2 separate regions of the Mus musculus genome follow, and region 2 is linked to region 1. Evidence: chromatin loops called from intact Hi-C (ENCODE). Cell type or tissue: left cerebral cortex. All regions are shown on one strand. Links, peaks and the distances in the headings refer to the core of each region. The heading gives the core; the rest is flanking DNA.

What was found. Peaks named below come from ENCODE experiments on the same cell type or tissue, not always from the same donor. Only the 100,000 strongest peaks of a DNase experiment are listed, where the experiment ranks them.
Region 2: a loop joins it to region 1, with 2.9 times the contacts of the local background. A loop is called at or near these places in 2 of 42 quality-filtered maps.

What each region holds. Positions count from the first base shown.
Region 1 is chr2:62,041,372-62,047,712 of GRCm38, forward strand. It overlaps Slc4a10 (solute carrier family 4, sodium bicarbonate cotransporter-like, member 10), which reads left to right and starts at 5,144. Exons shown (of 26, transcript NM_033552.3): 1 at 5,144-5,321. The coding sequence starts at 5,274. In left cerebral cortex, for the core only: no CTCF peak of the experiment used is centred there; a DNase peak (open chromatin) is centred at 5,166; H3K4me3 peaks cover 1,678 bases; H3K27ac peaks cover 1,717 bases.
Region 2 is chr2:62,450,822-62,453,321 of GRCm38, forward strand. No RefSeq gene overlaps it. Among named protein-coding and RNA genes, the nearest start is that of Gm13561, 3.0 kb to the right of the region's middle. In left cerebral cortex, for the core only: a CTCF peak has its summit at 1,427 (motif pointing left); a DNase peak (open chromatin) is centred at 1,364; H3K27ac peaks cover 550 bases.

The sequences.
Region 1 (6,341 bases), core at 3,842-6,341:
TTTTTTTATGTCAAAGAAGGGAAAATTTAACTTTTTCCCACAAAAGAAACACCTAAAGGAGTTTAAATCTTTATGGTAAGGATGAGAAAAATGTCATTAAAAGTCATTTTATCTCAAGTTTTAGACTTCGGTCTCTTGTTTTTCACATATAATTTTTATGTAGCTATATTGTCAAATAATTGTAATACAACCATTTTAACCTCATTGCTGAGTAGCTTACAAATACGTGAGACTCTGACTATGGTTATTTTATTTGGCCTTGACAGTGACTAGGGGGTAACCCCTAATCTACTATTCTAACTGCTAGCCTGGCTCCCTCCCCAGCAGTGTACCCCAGATACTTGCTGTTTCTCCTGGCCATGTGCTCATTGTTCATTTGCCCTCAAAGTGACTTCCTCCTCTTCCCATCTTTCTCCTCCAACCAGGTCACTTCTCACCCACCTTCCTCTAATTCCACCAGTAACTGCCTGCAGCCAATTCTATTTAACCAATAGTACTAAGTCAAGGAGCAAAGGTTTGCACCACAAAGCTAGTAAACATGAGAGTCACTGGTAGACCCAGACCTTTGGGTGTAGAATCGAGCATTATAATGCATAACAACAGGTCTAAATTGTGGCCTTTTCTGAGCAGAGCCCATGTCTTATTTGTTTCAATGTACTTTCTAGTGCACAATAGCCCTTTAGCTCCTATTGAACTGAGCTAGTTTGGACTAAGATACTGTTTTTCAGCCATCAACTGAGGACATAGACTGTAAGAATTCCCTTTCAGGATAAGTTAAGACACCACCTTAAAATTAAGAACTTAAAATTGTTCAAATTTCAAGATTGGGAAAACCAGCTGTGATCTCAGAGACATGTGGTTTAAACTGTCTCTTTTAGTTTGTGCTTCAGCACAACTCTGAAATACATTACTTAGTTTGCATATTCTTTTTCTGGTGATTGGTTAAAATTACTATCAAGTTAGGGCCCCAAAGCATCTGTAAAATGAGATTAAGTAGTGACTTTCCAGTTGTGGGTAACTATGTCCCACATTTATGTTTTATAGTAGGCATGCTTAGCTTTCCCCATAGTGATCAGGATTCATTTTTTTTAAGCTGATAAGAAAACATTTTTGGGGTTGGAGAGATGCTTCAGCAGTTAAGAGCACTGGCTGCTCTTCCAGAAGTCCTGAGTTCAAATCCCAGCAACCACATGGTGGTTCACAGCCATCTGTAATGGGATCTGATGCCTTCTTCTGGTGTGTCTGAAGACAGTGACAGTGTAGTCATATAAATAAAAAATAAATAAATCTTTAAAAAAAAAGAAAACAGTTTTTTTTTTGAGTCAGGTAAATTCAATGCAGTGCTTTGATTGATTCATCTTACAAATCAATAAAATATGTTTTAAATTGCTCAGAACATCTGTACGTGTCCCAGTAGATATAGACTTGCTGGGACAGAGCATAAAGAGAGGATATAAACAGTGCTGGATGCGCTACCAGATGCAAAATGTTTTAAAGTCATTGCCAGCCTAATGTTCAGATATTTTATATTAAAAAAGCAAGGGACTTTGAGATCCAAGCTAGAAATCCAATACTTAAAAAAAAAAACCTGAAAAATAAATCTTTTTTTTTCAATATTAGTGTTGGTAGTAATTTCTAGAACCCAGTGTTTCCTTCAAATACATTAGATGGCCTCTTGTGCAAGGTAAACATTGTGTTAATGGGAATATCTTATTCCTAGATCTTAAAATAGCAAAAAGAAGTAGGAACTGAGAGTACACTGAGTGCAGTGTGGTTTGTACACTTGAGAGAGGAGATGAACTTGAGCTCAGCAAGAGGCTCAGGATGCAGGACAGATCATGGAAGGAAGCTCACACAGAGATTATTTCTCTTTCCTTACCAACAAAGGGATTGGTTAGGACAGGGCAGCTAGAGATGAGGTTAGCTCATTGTTCAATGCTTTCCCTAGTGCCTCTTTCTAAGCTGGACTCCGGCTGATCCCTACTCTCATTTCATTCTTCAGAGAGGAAAATTCCACTTTAATATTGCTGCAGATGACAGGAAAAATATCATTAGTAAACACAGTATCTGAAACTTAATAGAATGAAAATAAGACTATTGTCACATTCTTGTAGGGTGTATAGAACATTACTTTATTTCCTTTGATGAACTGAGTCATACAGTTCTTAATATGATGCTTCCAATCTGGCTGTTAGGCTTCAATAGATTCTTACTGGATTTCTAAGCAAGAGAAGCCTATTTTTAATCATCTAGGTCAGTTCTCAACCTTCCTAATGCTGTGGCCATTTAATACAGTTTCTCATGTTGTGGTGATCCCAACCATAATTTTTTTTTTGTGACTGTAATTTTGCTTCTGCTCTGAATTGTGATGTAAATACCTGATATGGGGTAGTGCCCCACAGGTTGAGAACTGCTGATCTAGGCTTAAGGGGAAATACTATGGATTAGGAATTATACAGAATTCACTTTCGAGCAAGTTTCAAAACGGAAACCCCCGGATAATTTACCTCCTAGCCTCCACCAAGAATGTACAGATAAGATATACTCATGCATTTCATATTTCCTTATGCAGTTTGGAATTTCTCTTCTCTTTTATTTCTCTTTACCACCAGAATTTTGAAACCAATGATACTGTGCTAGAAGACTGTTTTCTTAGTAAAAATTCCATTACCTAGTGATGAGTGAGCACTCTCTCTCCAGCTATTGCTCGTTTTATATGAGTTGGTTAGGGTATTTATTGATCCACTATCTCAGGCTTTGGCCATTAACTTTAAGATATTTTATGAAATAGATATAGTAGGTTAAATGAGGATAATTTCCTTTTTCTTCTTTCATTTTTCTAGGCAAGTATTTCATGCTTTTGGATCAGAGATATATAGAAAGATAGGATTTTTAAAAATTTATATTACACTATTTATTACTATTGTGTTATATTTCGTGTATATCTGTGAGAGTTTGTTTTCTCCTTCTACTCTGAGTGTTCTGGGAATGTAGTCTGTTCCTTCGGCTTGATGGCAAGCACCATTTCCTGCTGAGCCATCTTATTGACCTTGAGCTTTAGCAGTAGGGTCTGGTGACTCCTATTACACTGGAACTGTTGGTAGAGTACCAAAGCAATGGTTGTTCCAGCAAAGCACATTCAGAGTTTATTAATACATATTGTAGAAAATGATGATTAATAGGAATTTAAATGCAATTTTGTTTTTATTGTCTCACTTGGAATTAAGAGTCAGAATTTTGGGGGCTGGCGAGATGGCTCAGCAGGTAAGAACACTGACCTCTCTTCCAAAGGTCCTGAGTTCAAATCCCAGCAACCACATGGTGGCTCACAACCACCCGAAATGAGATCTGACATCCTCTTCTGGTGTGTCTGAAGACAGCTACAGTGTACTTATGTATAATGATAAATAAATCTTTGGGCAGGAGGGAGCAGGGACTGAGCGAGCAGAGGTCCTAAAATTCAATTTCCAACAACCACATGAAGGCTTACAACCATCTGTACAGCTACAGTGTACTCATATACATAAAATAAATAAATCTTTAAAAAAGTTTTAAAAAAAGTCAGAATTTTCTTCATTATGTTTAAATTAATTTAGAAAAAATATAAACTAGGTGACTTAGGATTAGTTACTAAATAGAAATTAATGTTCAAAGGACAGTTTTATTATGTTATTCATATAAATCATTTCTGATTGTTTGTTACGGTTATGTGTGTGGGTAGGAACACTTACTTACTCATCAATTTTTTTGTAGAAAATCAAGTTGAGCCCACTTATTCCTAGTCAAATATCTTAAGATTCAGTTCCATTGTATAATCTAAATGTCCTATGAACAAAACTGTTACTCTTAACATTACAGTATAAAAACTAGTAGTTTCCCAGAAAGCAATAAAAACTTATTTTAAGAATTGTATTGAAGATGAAAAAGTTATCCATAATTCCATCTACAATAAGAGATATATAAACTTTAGTGTATTATTAATATTATTTTATGTAAATTCCCACCATTAAGGATTATAAAATCTGGTGGCTTTTTAAGTTTATAATAAATTATAGCCATCCTCTTTTAGCTCCTAAGAGATTTTTATTTTTATATACTTTAAACTTTTATATTCTTAGTCTGAGGTCCAGGGATAGATGGATTTCATTACTTAAAATAGATACAACCAGGAACTGTTTTGGCCGCCCCCTATAATCTCAACATTTAAGACTAAGAGACAGGACGATAACCATTTCAAGGCTACTCTTTGCTTCTTACTGAGACCCTCTCTCAAAGACCTAAGAGATGGACATACAGCTCAGCGGTAAATATTTGCCTAGCATATCTGAAGCCCTGGGGTTGACTGCACATTCAGAAGACAGATCCCATAATTAATTTCAAGAAATATGTATGCAAAATGAATTCCATAATTATTTAAAGAATGTGTGTGTAGACCATCGCCAATGTCTTTTTTCTAATGGTGTTCTTTGACTCCTCTCCTTCCATGAATTACTTAACTAGTTAAGGCAAGGAATATATGCCTAAGCTACTGATCAGATTTGCCACCTTTTAATTGACCTTTAATATATTTTAGTCATTGCTATTGCTATTGTCAGAATATTTTCCATTCCTGTCTGTTTTGAGAGACAAATTTTAGAAAAAAATCCTTTTTAATAGTGTATGACTTGCCAGTTTCTCACAATTTAAACATAGTAAATGTCTATTTTACCACTTACATTTTTAAGTTAGTGAATGGTTCAAGCTCACTGACATTCTAATTTTGAAGTCATATTACCTCAAATATCATACTAAATGATAGTAGGTAAGAGAACTCCTATTTAGACTTTGCATTGACATCACCATATTTGAACTATTATTTCCTATTGGATTCTGGAATGCAGTGAGTGTCTTAAGGTGTCAAAATCAGACTGAACTGGTTAGAGGCCAGCATGAACTCATTTGTTTAAGAAGTTATCATCTCAGGCAAAATTCTCACTGCCCTTTGGACTTGTAGCATCATCGTCTGTACTTTATACAAGTATCCAGGTGTGGGCAGTGATTCAGGGCTTGGGGATCTCTCTTACCGGCCCAAGGATTCAAGGCAATCAGTGCAAAACCTGGCCAGCAGCCCGAGTGAGTAGGAGCCATGTGACTCTGGTGAGTTGGAGTGTGCAGTTGCCTCCTGCTTCAGAGCTACCTGATCCGAATACTAAGCAGAGCGAGTGCCCGGCTGAGTGGAAGACACTGAAGACACTGCAGAGCAAGGTGCTTTTTTTCCAGAGGTGTTACAGAACATGGAGATTAAAGACCAGGGAGCCCAAATGGAGCCGCTGCTGCCTACGGTAAGAGACAACCTGCTGTCAAATAGATTAACCGCTTTGCTGCTGAACCTGTCAGGCAAGTGGTACGCTGCTAGGTGCTGGCAGAGTGTACTTTTGGGGTGGTGGATAGCTCCCACAGCATATGGACAGGGTCTCCTCCCATCTCCGGAGACCAAAATGCTTAAAGCAGAGCACATGCTTTTTTTTTTTTTTTTCCCTCCTCAATATGGATGCAGCATGGTGATGAAATGTCTCATATTTGTTGCTGTTTGAAGAAATGGCTAGGGTTTAGCAGCAGGGACAGTTATGTGTCTTTCTCTCTGCCTGCTATTGCTTATCTTTCTGTTTCCGAAGATTTGCAGTGCTGACTCAAGCTCCTGCAAAGAACCCCCAAACCCCCTTATCCTATTTAGCCCTTAATACATTTCTTCCTGTGCTCCATCCTCAGGCAGTGAGGTGAGGGAATCTGCTGCTGTTTTGAAGCTCTAGAGATTTGATCTCAGCAGAAAACGGGAAAAGGGTCGTGTGTGTGTGTGTGTGTGTGTGTGTGTGTGTGTGTGTGTGTGTGTGTGTGTGAGTGTGTGTGGTCTGTCAGTTCTTTCTCAAATGGACGTGTGCCACAGTTCGTGTATGTGGAAGGTATGCGCTTTTGGAGACAGGCATACTATTCACATATGAGTATCTGAAAGGTTCCTGAACTGTCATTTGACATTAGCCCATTTGTTTATCGCTGGGTCCGTTAGCCGCCTGCTTGATTTAATATTTGGTGTGATTGATTTGCCTGTCTTCTACACAATCCCTCTGTCTGGCGCACAGACTTTGACTTAAGGCAGCATCCCTTTTAGTCTGGGGCAGCTCAAGGGAGGCGTGGGTGAGGGGTGGGAGGAGGTCAGTATATACATGGTGAAGCGGAGATGCCAAACGTTAGCTCCTAGCTTTCTATCAGCGTGATCATTGCTCAGAACAGCAGAAATCTCCGCAGCACCAAACCATGTAAGAGAGAAGCTCTTCGGTTGTGACCCACCTTGCAGACTAGGACCG
Region 2 (2,500 bases), core at 1-2,500, 410 kb after region 1:
CAGGAAGCAGTGGTACAGGAAGGCCATTGGACTCTCTTGCTAGTGGGTTGTGATGGTGGTAGTGTAGAGACATAGGCTTTTTTTGTCAACCCTGTGAAGGGTACAGGTGTTATTGCAAGAGATGTAGAAGATGTTCTCCCGTGTGTGTGTGTGTGTGTGTGTGTGTGTGTGCGTGAGAGAGAGAGAGAGAGAGAGAGAGAGAGAGAGAGAGAGAGAGAGAGAGAGAATGTGAATGACTGGGTTGTAATAGCTACAGTCATGTTATTTTAGTTTCTGTGGCTGGGTATCAACTCCAAAACATAGTGCCAGGAAGAAAAAACGAACACAAACAACAACAGCCAAACACCAAAAAAAGTTTGTTCATAGATTCTCTGGACAGGGCATAGTGAAGATGTGGGGGTGTTGTTTTTGTTGTTGTTTGTTTGTTTGGTGAAGTCTGGGTTTCATTTAGAAAGGTGGATGGTCAGAGTCTAGAATCATCTACATGCTTGCCCACTTACATGAATGGTAATTAAAGCTGGTGCTTAAGGGGTAATTCAAGGGGTGTTCTTTGGACTAAATGTTCATGTCCCCCAAGTCAAATCCAATCTCAAAATCAAGGCATGTGCAAATGGGGATATAGGGGAGAATTGGAAAATATGGGCAGAGTGAATGAAAAGATTAAATGCTCTTATAAAAAGCAGCCATGTACCCTTGCTTTCTACAACAAAACAGGGCAAGAAGATGGCTGTATGTAAAACAAAAATAGGGTGCTCAGTGGAACCTGACCCAAGGGGTACTCTGGTACAAGCCATTAGTGCCAGAACTGTAGAAATAAATGTATGCTGTTCAAGCTGCTCTAGTTTAGGAGGTTGTATCACAACAACCTTCACTGGCAGACAGTTAGCAACTGGAATCCCTAGCTCTGAGTTCCCAAGGTCAGAAGATAAAGAAGGAATGAGCTTTGTGACCTGTGACACAGGTACATAGGTTCCATGTGTGAGTGAGTGTGTGTGTGTTTGTGTGTGTGTGTGTGTGTGTGTGATGACTCTGAGCTGGTCTTTGGCTTAGAGATCTTAATTATGAATAAGCTTATTTTCAGATTGCACTGGGTCCCACAAATTATATAACAAGAAAGAGAGGGAGGAATGGGGAAGGGGAATGGAAGAAGAAAAGTACCCAGAAGCTATGTTGACTTTTTCTTCTTTTTAACCATATCTAGGAAGTCGGGCAACATCACTTATAGTACACTGAAATTTGTTAGAAGTGTGTGCTCGGGGTGTTCCATATTCAGAGGGAAGAGAATAGATTGCGCTGCTTGATGGAAGGATGTCAAGGCTCTGGGAGAATATGTGGGAACATAAATATTGCTATGGCCATTTTTGGAAAATACAATCTGCCACACATGCTCTGTATGTATTTCTGCAGGTGCCACCTACTGGGTTAGTTTTTATTTTGTTTCTTGTGTAATAGAGTTTTAAAATTAAAGCTAGAGACTGAGACACGAAGATAGAACCGATGCAGTATCGCATAGCTAGATCGCACCATACACAACTTTCTCTCTGCCACTTGAGTGGATACAACTATTTTCAAGATGGGAAATGATGATATGGAGACAGGCATCGAGAGGGCATTGTTAGGAAGAATGTTTCTCTCACTCTAGTTTACCCAAAGCTTAGCAACAAGACACCTCTGGGAACCCTCTTAGAGGGTCTTGAATCACAGTTCTCATAGGTGGGAGGCTCAGAAGATCAGGGCCTACATGTTTTAAAGAGGATGAAGACAGCAGACTGAAGAAATTCTGCAGAAGGGATGTGGCACAGGGGCAGAACCCTGGCCTTGAATGAAGCCTTAGGTTCAACCCTTAAAACTGTGAACTATAAAGTGGTATCTTTAATTTTTTAGGAAAAGATCTTATTTTACTAAAATATATCATTTATTACTTTATTTTGAATTCACTGTTTTATACTATTATGTTTGCAATCACTAGGGATATTAGTATCTTTATTTTTTTTTAAATAAATGTATCCACAAACCAAGCAAGGCAGGGAACTCAGTGGGGAAGGGGAATGGCCCACCAAATCCATTTGGCAGACTTTAACATGACAGTTAGTGATAGTTTTCTCCAAGACCAAACTGGACACCCCTGAAGTCTCTCAGAGGGAGGGGCCCCTTCTAACAGGCTAGGGCAACCTCAGAGGAATGGTTCAATCTTAAGAGTCCAAGGCAATCTACCAGGAGAGAAGAAAGGAGGGGGCAAAGGAGCTGTTTCCGCAACTCAGATGGGGATGAGCACATTACACATCAAATCCAGACAGGCTGGAGCACGTCTAGCTCCAGAATTCAAAGGGCAGAGAGAGAGAGATTTCCAACAATGGCCAGGGCCCTCGAGGGAGCATTTGGCTCATAGTATCCTAGAGAGAAGGAATCAGAATCCAGGAGCTAAAATTGATGCTGAATGATCGAGAGCTACAGAGAGAGTCACAGGTGACCCCTAAAAAGGGATGTCCAGCCTGTCTGC